2 separate regions of the Mus musculus genome follow, and region 1 is linked to region 2. A link is a loop called in an ENCODE intact Hi-C map of the cell type or tissue named here. Cell type or tissue: heart. All regions are shown on one strand.

The links. Hi-C counts contacts between places; a loop is a spot of excess contacts. Peaks named below come from ENCODE experiments on the same cell type or tissue, not always from the same donor. Only the 100,000 strongest peaks of a DNase experiment are listed, where the experiment ranks them.
Region 1: it touches region 2 in a loop (3-fold over the local background); 13 of 42 quality-filtered maps call a loop at or near these places.

Annotation. Positions count from the first base shown.
Region 1 is chr11:32,943,066-32,951,065 of GRCm38, reverse strand. No RefSeq gene overlaps it. Among named protein-coding and RNA genes, the nearest start is that of Gm12111, 21 kb to the right of the region's middle. In heart, no CTCF peak of the experiment used is centred here; a DNase peak (open chromatin) is centred at 4,375; H3K27ac peaks cover 1,093 bases.
Region 2 is chr11:32,705,825-32,713,824 of GRCm38, reverse strand. Fbxw11 (F-box and WD-40 domain protein 11) reads right to left here. Exons shown (of 13, transcript NM_001271347.1): 3 at 1,828-2,053. Among named protein-coding and RNA genes, the nearest start is that of Fbxw11, 67 kb to the right of the region's middle. In heart, a CTCF peak has its summit at 4,040 (motif pointing right); no DNase peak of the experiment used is centred here.

The DNA of each region.
Region 1 (8,000 bases), 240 kb before region 2:
GGATAGCCTTTCCTTCAGTTTCTGCTCCATTTTTTGTCCCTGCTTTTCCTTTACACAGGAACAATTCTGTGTTAAAATTTTTGAGCTGGGTGGTTGGCTCCATTGCTCAACTGGGTTGTCCCCATTTCTTAGCTGAGGATACCAAGACTCATAGAGAGCCAGTCACTAGCCTAATGTCACACTGTCTGGTAAGATGGAGATTTTCAATCATGGGTCAGACCCCTTTGTTTTCCTGACATTCTATACTGCCCCCCCACCCCCACCCCCACCTCTGCCTCTGCCCCAGGGTCTACTTAGCTAAGAGAGTGACCAGAATGCCCTGCAGAGGGAAGGATCCCACTCCCCAGGCAGGGCGCCCACAATTCATTCCTGCCTGCCTCTATTCCTTAAGAACTTAAATTCCCAGAAGCTGTTCTTTGGGTGCCTGCTTCTTTACATGTCCTTCCCATATCTGTTTTTTGAGACAGAGTCTTGAAACTTTGGCTGGCCTGGAACTCACAGAGACTCACCCATCTCTGCCTCCCAAGTGCTGGCGTTAAAGGTGAGAGCCTCCACGCCCTGCTTGCTTTCCCCTGCTTTAAAAGGCTATTATTTTAAAGATGACGTTTCTCTTTTGGCTGTTTGGTTGTGCCGTGTCATTTCTGATGGTCCACTTGGCTCTTTCAACTAGTAAGAGCACATGGACCTTCAGGAAATGGGGGGAGAAGCTGAGACAAGTCCCATTCCATCCATGAAAATTCTGACCTCTCTGATGTTTTCTGGGGGAAGGAGTACAGAAGAAGAACCCAACAGTCCAAAGGTCCCATAAAAATACAAGGGTTTTTTTTGGGGGGGGAGGGGGGCTTGGCACACATAATTAGTTTTTTGTTTGTTTACAACAAACAAAGATTGGAATTAATCAGCCTTCAAATGCCTGCAGACTACACCTAAATCCTATACTTTCTCTTTAAAAAACTCAAAAACTGTACCAGTCTAAAGACTCAACATTACAACTGGCACGGGCTCCTCAATCCCTCGAAACCCCTGTCCTTCCCTATTACAGCGTGCGGCATCCAGACTGTCCGTTTCATTTCCCCCATCTGGACACCTGGAGGCATCCGACTTTGCAAGCTTTATGTGTAAAACCTTGCTGTAAATTGTTGATTTTGTTTCTGATTCACAAAAAGACAACATCCAAATCAGCCTTCTCCAGGAGGAGTGCATCTCCAGGAGGGCCAGTGCTGACGAAAACCTCTGTCAGGAAGAGCCTTTTCCTTAATAGAATCTCTTGTAACCAGATCAGCAGCATCTCAGACCTCAGACTTGTGGAAGCCTCTTTGCTACCAGACCCAGACCCAGACAACAGAACTCTTACATCACGCTGGGGAGAAGAGACCTCCATGGATGCCTGTGCTAACTGACACTGGGATGCCCCGGTCCTTAGCTAATCACTCATTCTGGAATCCTAGTAAAACCATTTCCAAAGGTAATTAAAAAAACAAGCAAGTAACGTCTTCAGTTTGTGTTTACTCACTCAGATTAGCTATGATGTTCTTCAGTTTGCAACATCAAAAACACAGCTCCCATGATCCTGTGAGCTCCGTTCATGGAATGGGGCCCAGGATTTGCTGGGCCAACACTCCTGTATCACTTTGGACTGCCACCCTTTACTCCTGAGCCTTAGTTTCTCTATTTTCTCTAAAAGCTGCCATGGGGATCCGACGTGGCACACGTCAAGTCCATGGAATAAAAGATGGGACATCCTACGTCATTATTTGTGTTAGGATTGATTGCCTTTTTTTTTTTTCCTGAGTTTGTCTTGTTCCACACGTGAGAAATAGAAATCTGGGCCATGACATTTTTATTACTCTCCCATTCCTGCAGCAGACCCCTGCTTTGGTTTGTGGACCTCTGAAATAATGCTAATGGCCTTGGTAGCAATTGCAGGCTAACATTAAAGGGATGCTCCACAGGAGAAAGGAAGCCTCCTGCCCCTTTCCTCTCTTCTCCATCAGTATGGTTGGCATCTGGACATACACTGGCTATCAGCATGCACTAACTTGGCAATCTAGACTAAGAAAATATTCTTACCATCTATTGCTTTACACCCCTGCTTGTGGTCTTCCTAATTGTGCTGGCCTGTGGGAGGCCAGAGCTGCTATATTAGAACGGCTGTTGGCACTCTGTCCTCCAAGCTTTAAGAGGTTTGGCATTCCCGGCCCCTGGTGTTCATGGAAGTCATGACCCCTCAGTCATTGCAATGGCCTTCTATGCTCTCCCACGTGTCTGCACGTCCCAGGGGGGTTTGAGACTGCCATTGTTCCAATGAAAATGGCTGATGGGACTTTTCAAGCTTTCCTGTCTTGCAAACTTGAGTCAGAGTGTCTCTCTCCAGCCTTCTGGAGCTCAGTTTCCTGGTCTTTAAAATGGGAGAATCATCCCCATCCACTGGACTGACTGCTGGAAGGACCTAGAGGGAGCAGGCATGGAACATGAGTGTTACACAGTAAGTGTTCAAGTGTAGGGACTTAACACAGGGTGCAGGCTTCAGCTACCCCTTTCTACTGGTCATGTCTCGATGTGACAGGGCCAAGGAGACGTTTCAAAGCTTTCCAGACTTCATTCTGGTCTAATTGGAGTCTTTGTGGAATGAAGTCCAGTATTGAATTTGGCCTGTGTTTGACAGATCACTCTATGCACAGCTAACAGAACTTGCTCTGCCTATGCTTAATACAGGGGGGATTCTTGGCCAGGGCTCAGGAGGGATTGCTGGAGAAAATGTCCCATTCAATTAAAGCTGATTGGTCTTGACAGTTGTCTGGGTGAAGTTTATAAGGTACATCTAATCTGCATGCATCTGGTCATAAAAATGCAAAACAAGCTTTTCCCACCCAAGTTCTGACTCCAGATGTGGCTGACTCCAGATGTGGCTGCCTCGCAGTGATTGGCATCGTGTTTTTTTTTTTTTTTTTTTTTTTTTGCAGCTGTCCTACATTTTAAATCTTTTTCTATTTAAAATATATTCCTCATAATTATGGAATGCAATAAACAAACTTCGGCCTGATGACAAGCTTTAAATATAAGATTGTTTCAGCTTAAAATAAATGCCATGATTTTTCAGCCCAGGATGGAGCCTGCACTGGCAAGGATCCTCCAAAGGAGCCCTGACCTTGTCACTGCTGACCAGAACCAATTTCTCTCTGGTATTGGCTGATATTTGGATGGGGTACAAAGGAAGAAAAATTAAAAGAGCTATTTATATCAGATTTTGAAAAATATGCACAGTTCTTCAGAAAGCCATACTTGTAGGACCGAAGAAAAAGCCCTGCATTTCAATTGATCATGTCTGGAGAACCCAGTGGCATGGGTATTTCTCTGCCTGCACAGAGATTCTGCACGACACTGGGACTGATGTGGTCACCAGATTGCCTATGGTAGCTTCCAAATTCTGTGCTGTTACTGGGAGGTGAGCGTTGCTGTGTGCCTAAGTTTCCTTAGTTAGAGAATGGAAATCCATAAGGGTGCTTACCTCACGGTGTAACTGTGAAGGCAACGAGGTCGTTGTAAGAAGGGTGCTTAGACCTAAGGGTGGCTCATGAGTCGTCAGAGCTGCTTGCTGCTGGGCTAGCCATTGCCAACTGGTCTCTTCCCATGCGTCCTTTCAAGGGGAAACTCACATTTCTGGAGGAGAGATTATTTGCACAAGTCTCATGGCGAGGCTGGGAGTCAAACCCTAATCCTTTTGGTTTCATTGGTGAACTTGCAAGCTCATGGTCAGTTTGGGTCACATTGGTGCTTTCTGTCTGAGGTTAGACTTAGCAGACGGCTGCTTCTGCATACTGACGACCACGCTCTCCTCTATACTCCTGCTGTCCACACTGCTTGCTCTTGTTTGCTCTGATGTGCCATATATACACTGATGGATGACATCTCTACCAGTGCCTTTTACTCATCCCTGGAGCATCCTGATAAAGCATGTTTGGGAGAGCATCCTTGGGCCTTTTCTGTGCCTCCTGGAACTCCTCTTTATTTTTTGATACATTTAAATGAATTTATAGTTGACAGCTAAGAAGCTAAACTCGCTGGCTAATTTTAGATAAGTCAGCGTGTTCCCAAGCTGCTAGTTTTCTGGCCACTCCTGGACCTCAGCCATGACCTAATGATTCTGCCATTAGCAGTGTGGACAGCTCTGGTCTTCAGAAAAAAGAGCACTACCCAGAATTTGTGTCAACAGTCCACTCCTCTTGAAAGTCACAAGCCCTCCAGTTACTAAAGAAGTGTCTGCTGCTAAATTTGGATCCTGACTTGGTAATTGTTCTCCTATTAGGCTGATGAGCGCGTTAGCAGAGCAAGGGCCCCTGGGCTTCTGCCCACAGTGTGAGCCAAACAGGAAACAACTCTGTGAACTTGACTTCTGAGCTGTGTAAAAGGCCTGTCTATCACTTTGCTCATGGCACAGGCTCAGTATCAAAATAGCATGTGCTGTCCTTCCCAGGAGATGGACTCCAGGCCTGGCAGGATCCCAGAATCCAGCAGGAGTCAATGTCTTTACTGGAAAAGGGGTGGCCATGCTTTGGTTCTCCCTGGAATCCTGGCAATGGCCTTTATGATATCCACAGTCTTGCCTGACCTGCTAAACTCATTCCTGTTTGAGGGGAAGTGGTATGGAAAGACATTGACAAAATATGACCTCTGGAGGTCTGTGAGCCCAGGTTCACACACTGGCTGGGGTACTGGTTGCCATTTATAATCAGGGTGAACTGGGATGGCCATCCTTGTAATGTGGAAAGAAAATGAAGTATGACTTTTGGAGGTAGGTGGGCCAGGGCTCAAACACTGGTGACCTCTGTAGACAGGTTAGCCCAGGATCATATACTGATGATGTCTGGAGATGGGCTAACCCAGGTTCACACACCGATGACCTCTGGAGACAGGTTAGCCCAAGCTTACACACTGATGACCTTTGGAGGTGGGTAAGCCTGGTTCACAAACTGGGATTACTGTTTATAAATATCATGAATTTTGACGGCCAGCCTTGGGTCTTTTTTGGATCATCATGAAGGATGGATAATGTCTCATATGGAAAAGACTAAGTTCAGACTGCATATACGGGAGGAAGGGGCTGAGGTTTTGTCTCTGGAGCCAAAGAGGCATTTGATCTGAGTTTCTGAGTTATTGTAGGCAACAAATATATACATATGTGAAAAGAATTGCTATAATGGCTTACATAATAGGATCTGGGGATGTATGCATGGAGGAGAGCCATAGTAGTCTACAGCTACCCAGCCTGTGAAGCTGTGTACCTCCATAGTCCCGATGTAATGCTGAAGTCCTGGAAGATTCTTGGAGAGCTGGTGGCATTCTACATTAGAAGACCAAATAAATGTAAGTCTGTTGTCTGTGACATAACTGCGGCGGCGGCATAGCAGAAGCAGTATAGATTCACTTATCAGCAAGACACAAAGGCAGCAAGCAACACTGCTTTATCTTTGGCTTCTTCCTATCTGGGCTAGCTGGCTGAGGTTGTTGCCTACCCTGAGGGAGGGTCTCATGCTGTCAGTTAATACTTTCTGGAAATACTCTTCACAGACACACCCAGAGTCATGTCTCTTAACTGAGTCCAGATCCAGTCAAACCGACAACCAAGACTAACCATTACACTTGGATTAGGAAGTTTGTTTTCCCTTCTGTAACAAGATGGAAAATGAACAATTTGTGCTGTTTGTTTCAGTATTGATCAACTGGAAATGTCTGAAAGCCAGTGATGGATTTGTAATGTCTGCCCTGGCTGAGGAGTAGGTGGTAAGAATAGCATTCCATGCGTTTCTGTTTCCCTTCTGGAATGTAAGCCCTGAGGCTAAATTTGAACAATAATCCAAAGAATTTTTGCTTCTTATTCTTCATAAGGCTTATTCTAAACCCATATTAAACACTCTGTAGCCTACAATGACCTAGAGTGTCAAAATTACAATTACTATAACTAGGCAAGGAAACCATCAATAACCTTACCCTATAGATAAGGGACTAACATCTCAGGTTCGGGACAAAATTGCCCAGAATCCTGCAGTAAGATGATAGCAGATAACACGTCTGCTCAGTAAAGCTGGTACAAAAGACCCCATGTTATTCCTGTCTATGAAAAGTGGGTGTTCTGTGGTATGGACACTTGTCCAAGGAGGGTTTTCCACCTTTGTTTCCATGGCTCAACCCACCCCACCCCAAAGCATTCCCCAGAGAGCATGAAGAGCCTTTGGTATTTTAGATTTCAGCTCTAGGCCATCCAATGACCTTGGGTATATCACTTTTCAGGATCTGTGTCTATGCTGCCTGCTCAACCCAAGAAAGAGGCATTCCCTGGGATACACGACTTGGTCAGCAAGTCTAGCTACCCTTTCTCAAGGTAAGACTTGCAAAGAGAACACTCCTAGAGATTTGAGGCCAAGAGGGTTTTCTCTTCATAGGAAGATCAATGAGGAAATGTGTGTGAGTGTGTGTGAATGTATGTGTGAGTGTGTGTGTAGAAGTATGTGAGTGTGTGTATGAGTGTATGTGTGAATATGTATGAGTGTGTGAGAGTGTGTATAGGTATGAGTGCGTGTGTAGGAGTGTGTGTGTGTGTGTGTGTGTATGTGTGTGTGTGTGTGTATGTGTGTGTGTGTGTGTGTGTGTGTGTGTGTGTGTGTGTAGGGGAGGAATACAGCAATGACAGCAAGAACAAGACGTTTTAGTCGCTTGCAGATGAAAGCTGCCCTTAGAAGCATTTCAGCCTCTACACACCAGTTCAGCTGTGCCTGGAAAATCACTTAACTCGACATTGGATGCCAAGTCATTCGACAGACAGGGAAAGACAGAGACAGAGACAGAGGGACATGGAGGTCTGCTTCCTGGAGGGCAGGCAGTCTTTTTATTTACTCTGTATGTGGTGTTGCAAGGAAGTGGGAGTGAAGGGCTTTAGTGTCTTATTTCATAAGAGATGGAGAGAGAAGGTAAAAGAGAAAATGAAAAGGGGGAGGGCGAGAAAAGACCAGAAGAGGGAAGAAAAGGGTGGAGAGGAACTGAAAAAGGAGAAATGGGGAAAGACATGGACCTGAGGAGAGAATAGATGAAGGGCAGGAAACAGGAGTGAGGAAGAGGAGAAGGCAAAGTGGGGAGGCATCGAGAGAAAGTGTGGAGAGAGGAGCAGGAGCCAGGGGCACAAAGACTGGCCACAAGGACCATGGAGCATGCAGATCCACCGTCCCCACCCCACCCCCACCCCCACCCCTGTCTGTCTTGAACCTGCCCTTCTATACGGGAGCATGCATCTGCAGTGCTATGTGTGCCTGGCTCCCATGTGGGGCCAACTGGTCCCAAGTCCAGTCAGAGGTTGAGCTTGTAGGAAGGAGAGTCTTCAGTCTAGATGCTGGTAGAGATGTGAGTCAGGCCTTGAAGCAGCAGATCCCACCCCTCTGTGCCCAGGACCCCAGGGGAGGGTTTCCAATTGATGTGACCAGTCTAACGACCTAGACAGAACAGGGCTTGAATCTTGATCCATTTTTACCGTTAGCTCTTGGCATGTGGTTTTGAGCCTCAGTTTTCCTATCTGTGAAATGACCCTAATACAAAACCAGGTTTGGTGGGTAGTGAAGAGACTAATGAAGAAACCAGGCAGCCGGGCCTAATTCTGAGGCCAAAGCTGTAAACTGATGTCAGGCAACTGGGTTCGCCAGGTTTGCTTCTCTCCTTCAGGCTTTGGAAGTTTTAAAATTAATTATGGATGTTGGCACCCAGGAAGAAATTTCTATTCTCAGTTTCTCATGAGAGGTTCTAGCACTGAAGACCGGGTACTGGGTGGCTCCCTTGATACATTTCCTTCCATGACCCAGAAGTTATTCAACTTTTTCTTCAAGCACCTGCTTCGGCTTGCATTTCTGTTTGATTGACATGGTCTTTCATAGAGAAAGGTAAACAAACTAGCCAAGGTTCAAGTTGTCTTGTCTCTCTCAGTCCGTCATCGACTCTGCCACTCCATCTAGCATGGG
Region 2 (8,000 bases):
TTTAACATTCATGATCAACTTAAGGACTCTCCCAGAGTAATCTTAACTGAGTGATTTCATCCTTTGTGCTAACTTTGAAGCGATATCTGTCCACCATCATTTTACAATAGCACATGGCAAACAAGCCAGGTGACCCGAGGGAATGTCATCCAATTTCTCTGATCCTTGTCATTTTATAATCTGCCTAATGAGAAACTGGACTAAGCAACTAAATGTTGTAATTCTGGATGGAAGGGGTTTCTATTTGCTTTTCTAGAAGACAACTAATGGAAGACGGGACACTAGTCTGTCATTGAAAGATCAGCAGAGTCAAGCTAACTCTCAAATATTCTTTATACTCTCAGTGTAGAAAACAAACTCATAAATTCTGAAAGAAGAGTGAGAAGACATTAGAAGCTTCCTTGTCACTTGTAATCCAAGTTCCAGGCTAGAACTACAGCTCAGCCAGGTCCTCTGTGTGCTATGAAAGAAAGCACCATCAGCTGCAAACCTGTTGTTCCTGAGGCAGGTCTGTTGCAGTAGTACTGACCCATCATGGGAGGCTCCTAGACCTGTACTGGCATGGCATGGCGGCAGTAAGCGCTACAGAACCAACATTCTCTTCACAAGTCAGAGCTCTACATCTTACCAACCAAACTGAAGACAAAGTAAAGACCTTCCATGAGAGTGATGGGTGCAGGTTTGCATGTCACACAGTCTAATCGTACCACAACAGGTTAATGTCTACTATGGAGTCAGGGGATGATGGTTTATCAATAGGTTCCCCCATGAACACAAATGCAGCAGGACAATGACAGTACAGATGCTGTGCTGTGGGAGGCATGGGCACAGGTAGGAGCATAAGAGTTCTCTGTACTTTTTTTTTCTTAAAGACTTTGCTCAGGACTAAAACTGTCATAAATACAAGTAACACTTAATCAGAAAACTACCCATAAGTGCACATGCATGAGAGAGGATGGAGGGGCTTCACTAAGGAGTAGACAAAGCAGTGTCAACAAACGTTAACAGGCTGGAGAGATGGCCTAGAGGTTAAGAGCACTTGCTGCTCTTGAAAAGGACCCAGGTTGATTCCCAGCCACAGCGGCTCATAGCCACCTCTAATTCCAGTTCCAGAGTACCCAACACTCTTGTGACCTCCATGGGCACACAGATATACATGCAGACACTCATACGTAAAATAAATAAATTGAAACAAAAAAAGAAAGGAAAAAAAAAAACATTAACAAAGACACATTACCAGTTTCCTCGGTTTCTTGGCCATTGCCTAAGTATCACTTCAGACAAGGGGACAATCTCAACTCTTTGAGGCTTGCCAAGATTCAGACTTAAGGAAAAGTAGACGTGTGTGTGTGTGCGCGCGTGCGCACATGTGTGCACATGTATTTTGTATGTCCTCTGGCTGGCCTCAAAATAATCCCCCCATTTTAACCTAACAAGTTTTGGGAGAACAGGCATGAGTTGCCATGCCTCGCTCCATACATTCTTAAAATTACATGTAAAATACAGATTGTCTACATACCAAAATTAAATAGTGTATCTTTAAAAACAGAAAAGCAACTAAATAAAGCAACAGCATTGACTAATACGCAGCAAGATCAATCACAAAAGTGGCCTTTGTTTCCTAAAAATTCATCTACTCTATCTTACTACATGGCACTTGAGGAAGGATTAAAATCTAACTACAAATACAGTGGCTGTCCAGAAATGGCAACTCACAGTGTACACACTCATTCTGCCATTCACTTCACAGAGCACACTTGGCACTGCCAGCACTGAGGGCTAGGCACCACACACTGCCCATCAACCGTGAGAAGTGCAGTTACCTACCTGGTAAAGCAGTGATAAAGTCCCGCTGCAACATGGGCTTCAGGTAAGAGTTAATATGTCCATGCTGATAATGACACATCCGTGAGATAAGATGCTCCACAAATTCCACCTGATCTGATTCAGACCACTGGTCAAAGTACTTAATGCACAAGTCCTTTTCTTTCTGGTAGTTCCCCTCTGACGGCCTCTTTCTGGAGACAATCACAGATGACGTTCCATTACTGATCTGTTTTGGAAAAACAAAGAAACAATAATTAGCTAGAAAGGCATGTAATCAATTTCATTAGAAATTTCTTTTGTCCTATGGATTTAGCCTCAAAATACCAATTTGAACCTAAGTCAAATTAAGCTCTTTTGTTCATCCATTTATCACACAATTAAAATGCATTGAGGGCCCATAGCCTCAAATTAACAACCATAGTAATTACTGAAGTTGCAGCTGTTTGTAAAGATGACCGGTGCCTTAGCTCACTATTCCCCATTGCGTACCATACCACCTCTCCAGCATTAGAAAACTCATTTGGAGATGATCATCTTAGAGGCACTAAATGCCCAATTTGATAAGCCAGCATCTAGTTGGCTAGTAGTAATCTGTCTCCACGTCCTCAAAATTAAAAGTTAATGTCTCTCTTATATTCAAGATATTTCCGGAGGTAGGGTATAGGGAACTTTCGGGATAGCATTTGAAATGTAAATAAAGAAAATATCTAATAAAAAAAAAAAAAAGAAAAGAAAAAAGGAGGAAAAAAAAAAGATATTTCCAAGACATCAGGCCTGAAACCATGGACCCAAACACTACATACATATTTCTGCCTTTACATACATATATACATACATACATACATACATACCAATGATAAAGCAGGGCTTATAAATTATGCATAGCAAAAATATTGACAATAACAAAATACTTAAAACAATATAGTACAATATGTACATATGTTCTCCCTACCTACACTTGTGAAATTTTTCATTTAGTGTGTTTAGACTGCAGCTGACCATAGGCACCAAGAGCAATCAAAACCAGAGCAGGGTTGGTTCACACACCTGAGCAAGCGCTGGAGTAGCTGAGTGCCTGGTAACACAGATTCGAGCTCCATCTGTCTGGATGAGAGCCTCAGAATCTGTATTTTAAGTTTCCAAGTGCTGCTGAGTCTGCTAGACCAGACTGCATTTTAAGGGATCATACTGAGACACCCCCTCCCCCCCATCTAAATAGAGGAGAAGCCTAAAAGTAAATCCATCTATAAAGCTTCATTTTCTCCTAATAGTTTTTTGTTTTGTTTTGTTTTGTTTTTCGAGACAGGGTTTCTCTGTGTAGCCCTGGCTGTCCTGGAACTCACTTTGTAGACCAGGCTGGCCTCGAACTCAGAGATCTGCCTGCCTCTGCTTCCCAAGTGCTGGGATTAAAGGCGTGTGCCACCACGCCCGGCTATTCTCCTAATAGTTTTGACCCTTCCATATTACTTCAGATGGTTAGTAACTGCTGGCCAAACAACAGAAGACAATGTCCAGACATATCTGCATACTCACAACCATGTACCCATATACTCCCCCATCACCATAACAATAACAGTCTACATCCCTAGATTCAAAGCCACAACCACTATAATGCTATTTAAAAGCCACATCAGGTCTTTGGTTTGGTTTGGTTTTTCGAGACGAGGTGTCTGGCCCTGGCTGTCCTGGAGCTCACTCTGTAGACCAGGCTGGTCAGAGATACACCTGCCTCTGCCTCCTGAGTGTTGGAATTAAAGGTGTGTGCCATCACCTAGCCACATCAGTGTTTTGTCATACCACTGCCAAGCCATCTGTCCTCTGATAGCCTATGTGCATACACTAACAGAAAGTAAGACCCTAGAGGATTTTCAGACCTGAAGAGGTGAATTACAAATGTCCATTACTTCCATTAGAAACTTGTTCCCAACATCTTACAAGGAATGAAGAGCTCTTGTTAATAGTATGCTCTCATATTAAACTAGACCACACACACACACACACACACACACGAGAACCTCTGTAAACTTCAAAGGAAACTTCTGACCTTCCTTGACAAAAATAATTTCAGTTTCACATCTCAAGTATGCTTTTATTTCTACATTTACAGCAAGGTCAGAAAGCACTCATCTTCTACTTAATTTATATTAACCATCCATTTCCACATCTCCATGTCATCCCCAATTCCCGGAATGAGGGATAATTTAATTGGCCTCTGTTACCACCAGAGGGCAGCATTGAACAGGCATTCTAAAAGTTCTGTTTGTTGGAAGACTCCTCATCTACTTGCCTCAATAGAAGAACTTAAGACAAAGTAAAAACTCATTGCTATGATAAATATCAGCAAATATAAAGGGAGATATATAAGGGGATCTTACATAAGATATCAAGTATAAAAGGATAAACATAAAAGGAGATCTCAATGCTATTTTAAGCATAACAGTATCACAACATTGTAACAGGAAAATATAAGTGTCTAATTACAAGCATTGGTAATGCAAATCACAACTTATCTTTCTGCACAGCAACACTGCAGTGTAGCTGTTGCGGTCCAGCTTTAAATACAGTGAGGCTGGACTAACCACTGACAGCTTTGAAAATAATGGGAAGGAGCAAAGGCGAGATATGCAGGGTTTTATGGTGGTGTGAGCACAATAACCAGGACAGAATGAGGCTGCACACGGCAACGCCAACTGTGGAGTCTCAAAGACCCCATGTGCTCGGCCTCTCTTACTCCACCCCTACTGACAATTCCCCAGAACCTCTGCGGTCACAACAGGTTAAACAGAATGATGGTGACAGCCTACACCTGTGCCCCGCTTTCTAGATCACAGTATTCCCACATCCACTTTCTCATTTACCATCTAGTTTCCACTGAGTAACCAACCAATGAGGAGATGAACAGATGAAGGAACCTGGGTGCTAAGGCGCTGGGAGCCACAGTAAACTAAAGGTCACAGTGAAGAGCAGTACAGCAAAGCGGTGCAGAAGGTCGCGCATGTTCCTCTTACACATACATAATGTTCAAAAAGACAAACAGGCACTTGTGTGCTTAGGAGTGCATTTCCAGCTACTATCCCAGACCCCGTGGCCCAGACAAACCCTGCAGCCTTGCTGCCATTATTTCACCTTGGTCCACGTCATCTTACACTTGCTGGGCGTGCACTATTCTAGCTAACTAACCTACTTTATAGTTTTCAAATGTGCCCAGGTCACTTTTTTTTCCTTTATATATACTGTGCCTTTACTCATGTCCTCACAAAGGAAAAAAATGCTCACCAGCATGCTTAGTGAAAACACTAAACCATGAAGGTCTGTGTGCTCCCCAGACACCCACCACAAAGCTGGGGAGATTGGGCAGGAAAGTGAGAGAGCCAGGAAAGGAGACTGATCTGAAAGGAGACAGACCCTCATAGGGAGAGCAGGGAGGAGGGTGGGCTGCAGACAGAGAAAAACAGCAGTCTACACTTGGCTCTAAGCCTCCACCATCCCCGTGATGGAGGATTTCCACACAGTCTATCTTAGGCCACGAAGTTGGTATTTCAGGATACTGCCTTTTTGGAATCTTCCAGAAAACTCCAAAGTGCTTTACTAGCAGTAAGGATACTCCCCAGAGGGAACGGTGGACAAGCAGGGTGGCTTCTGAATCTGGCAACCCTATACAAAACAGAGGCTGGGTTCTGCTCTCGGTGAGGACATAAGGAAAGGCAGAGCTTTATCTACAGTCATCTGCTAGCTTATCATGCCTACCTGCCAAAGAGCACTTTTCTTTGGGGACTCATCTTCATTTTGATCTTCCATAACTGAAGTGTTCTAAAGGGGGAAAAACAAGTTATTTGAATTATGCCAAGTTCTGCAAAACCTAAATGACTACAAGACATAAACTTTGAGATCCCAAACTAGAGTTTAGGGATACAAACCCAAGAACTCTGGCTTGTTGCTCACACACACCATGCTGGGTCAGGAAGCTATCCTCCTAAATCAATAGTAAGCATACAGTCTTCACTTACAGAGCCTGGGCATGAAGCTTGTGGGGTAACCTTCATCATCACTGCTGTTCTATGGCTTGTGGCAGAAACTCAGAGACTCACAAGTTCCCAATAGTTGCACACAATGTCTCCTAGAACGTCTGCTGTTCAGTAATGCATCCCACCCACCAGCAATTAAAGAGACAAGGCCTCCCTCCCACTTGCTCCATAGCTGATCTGGGGAATGGCCTTGCCTTGCCATCTCCCCCAGCAAGAGTAGATGACTGCCCCAATTTTCTCCCTCAAGAAGAGGATGCTGTTGGTCACTAACAGTCTGACTTGCCTTTGGAACACATTTTCTTTTCTTTTTTGTGTTTACTACACAAAGAAGTACTGTGTAATTATCCCTTTGGTAACCTAGAGGCTCAACAGATGCCCATTAACTGGAGATTATACATGACTGGGTTTTCCCTTTTTGAAGCTGCTACCTAACAGCTAAATGGAGCCTTAATGAGAAGGGGAAGTGGGTGGGCAGTGCTCGGAAAGGAGCGACAGACACCTCACTGGCAGCCAGGCTGCTCTAAGGTTCCATCCCAAACCTAGAACTCTTTTTTTTGGGGGGGGGGTGGTTGGGGGAAGGTAGGGGAGAGAGGGTTTCTCTGTGTATCCCTGGCTGTCCTGGAACTCACTTTGTAGACCAGGCTGGTCTCAAACTCAGAAATCCGCCTGCCCCTGCCTCCCGATGGGATCAAAGGTGTCCGCCACCACCACCCAGCCCCAGAACTCTTAAGATGGAACACAAAACTTAAACTCCAACATCTGCTCTGCAGTGTTTTTGGAAGGTCCATTACGGCTCTATTAAAATTACCAAGGGAGCCAGGCAGTGATGGCACACCTTTCTTTAATCCCAGCACTCAGGAGGCAGAGGCAGGCAGAGTTCTAGGCCTGCCTGGTCTACAGAGTGAGTTCCAGGACAGCCAGGGCTGCACAGAGATACCCTGTCTCGAAAAACTAAAGGAAAAAAAATTTCCAAGGGGATCTCTGTTTACATCTTCAGGAATAACCTTTCTCAAACTGCCCACTTTTCCTTTATCCTTTAAGTTCTAAAATGTTTGGACTCAACCCAGAGTACTTCCCAACAGAGCAATGGACAATCTGCAACAGTTGACACGAGTCAGCACTGAATATGAGTCACTGCTGTCTATGTCAATGACACACAATAGGCGAACCAAACCGAGACACTGGAATCTTAACTTGGTCACTCATTGTGGGACCTTAGGCAAATGAAATCACTCATCAAATGGTGGGCCACAGGGTGTGGTGAGATCAAAGAAGCCCTTCTTCCCTACTTTGAGGACACTACTTCCAAGGTTTCCTTTGCACATGTTTACAACGTCACTGTCCTGGGCAGAGCAGAATGGCTGTGGAGGGAAATTCTTCCTTAATAAAATCTTAAAAGTCCCAGAATGTCAAGGCCAGTGACAGAGGACAGGAGAAAGGGGGTGTGGGGAACAAGCACTATGTCCTAGTGCTCAAAACCAAGGGCAGCAGTGGGCAGTCCTGAAGCAGAAGACAGGAGAAGTGAACACAGATCTACTGCATCTATGATCTGCTGGAGCACATGAAAGGGCCAGTACTGTAGCTCCAAAGCTGTTGGATCTCCATGACGCGGGGCAACAACAGGACATCTGAGAGAAGTCCTGGTGAGGTTCCAGTATTGATGGTGTAGAAGAAGCCAGAGGCCTTAAACCAGACCAATGACTCACTGCAATGAACATTTGCAAGCAAAGATGTATGCATAAAAGGCTACACTGTGCGACACTGTGACACACTACAGCTTCCATGACAAGATGGGGTTTTTTGTTTGGTTTGTTTGGGTTTGAGTTTTGTTTATTGTCTTTTGGGTGGAGGTTGCAAGGGCAACGGGAAGATATGAAGGACGACAAATGGGATTGGTGGTACATGATGTGACATGCATAAAGAATCAATAAAAAAGTTAAATAAAAAGAATGGCAAGGAGACAGAAGCAGGCCTGGCCACACAAGGAGAGCACGGAGAGGATGAGAAGTCAAGTGCAAGCAGAGAGCCAGAGTCCTTGTGACACTCATAAGGCCAGTATTATAGTCTACGCTAAACCCTCTGCAATCTGGACAGTATCTTGGTTCCTTACTGCCGGAGTATGGCAGTGACCTAAGCATTGTCATGTTT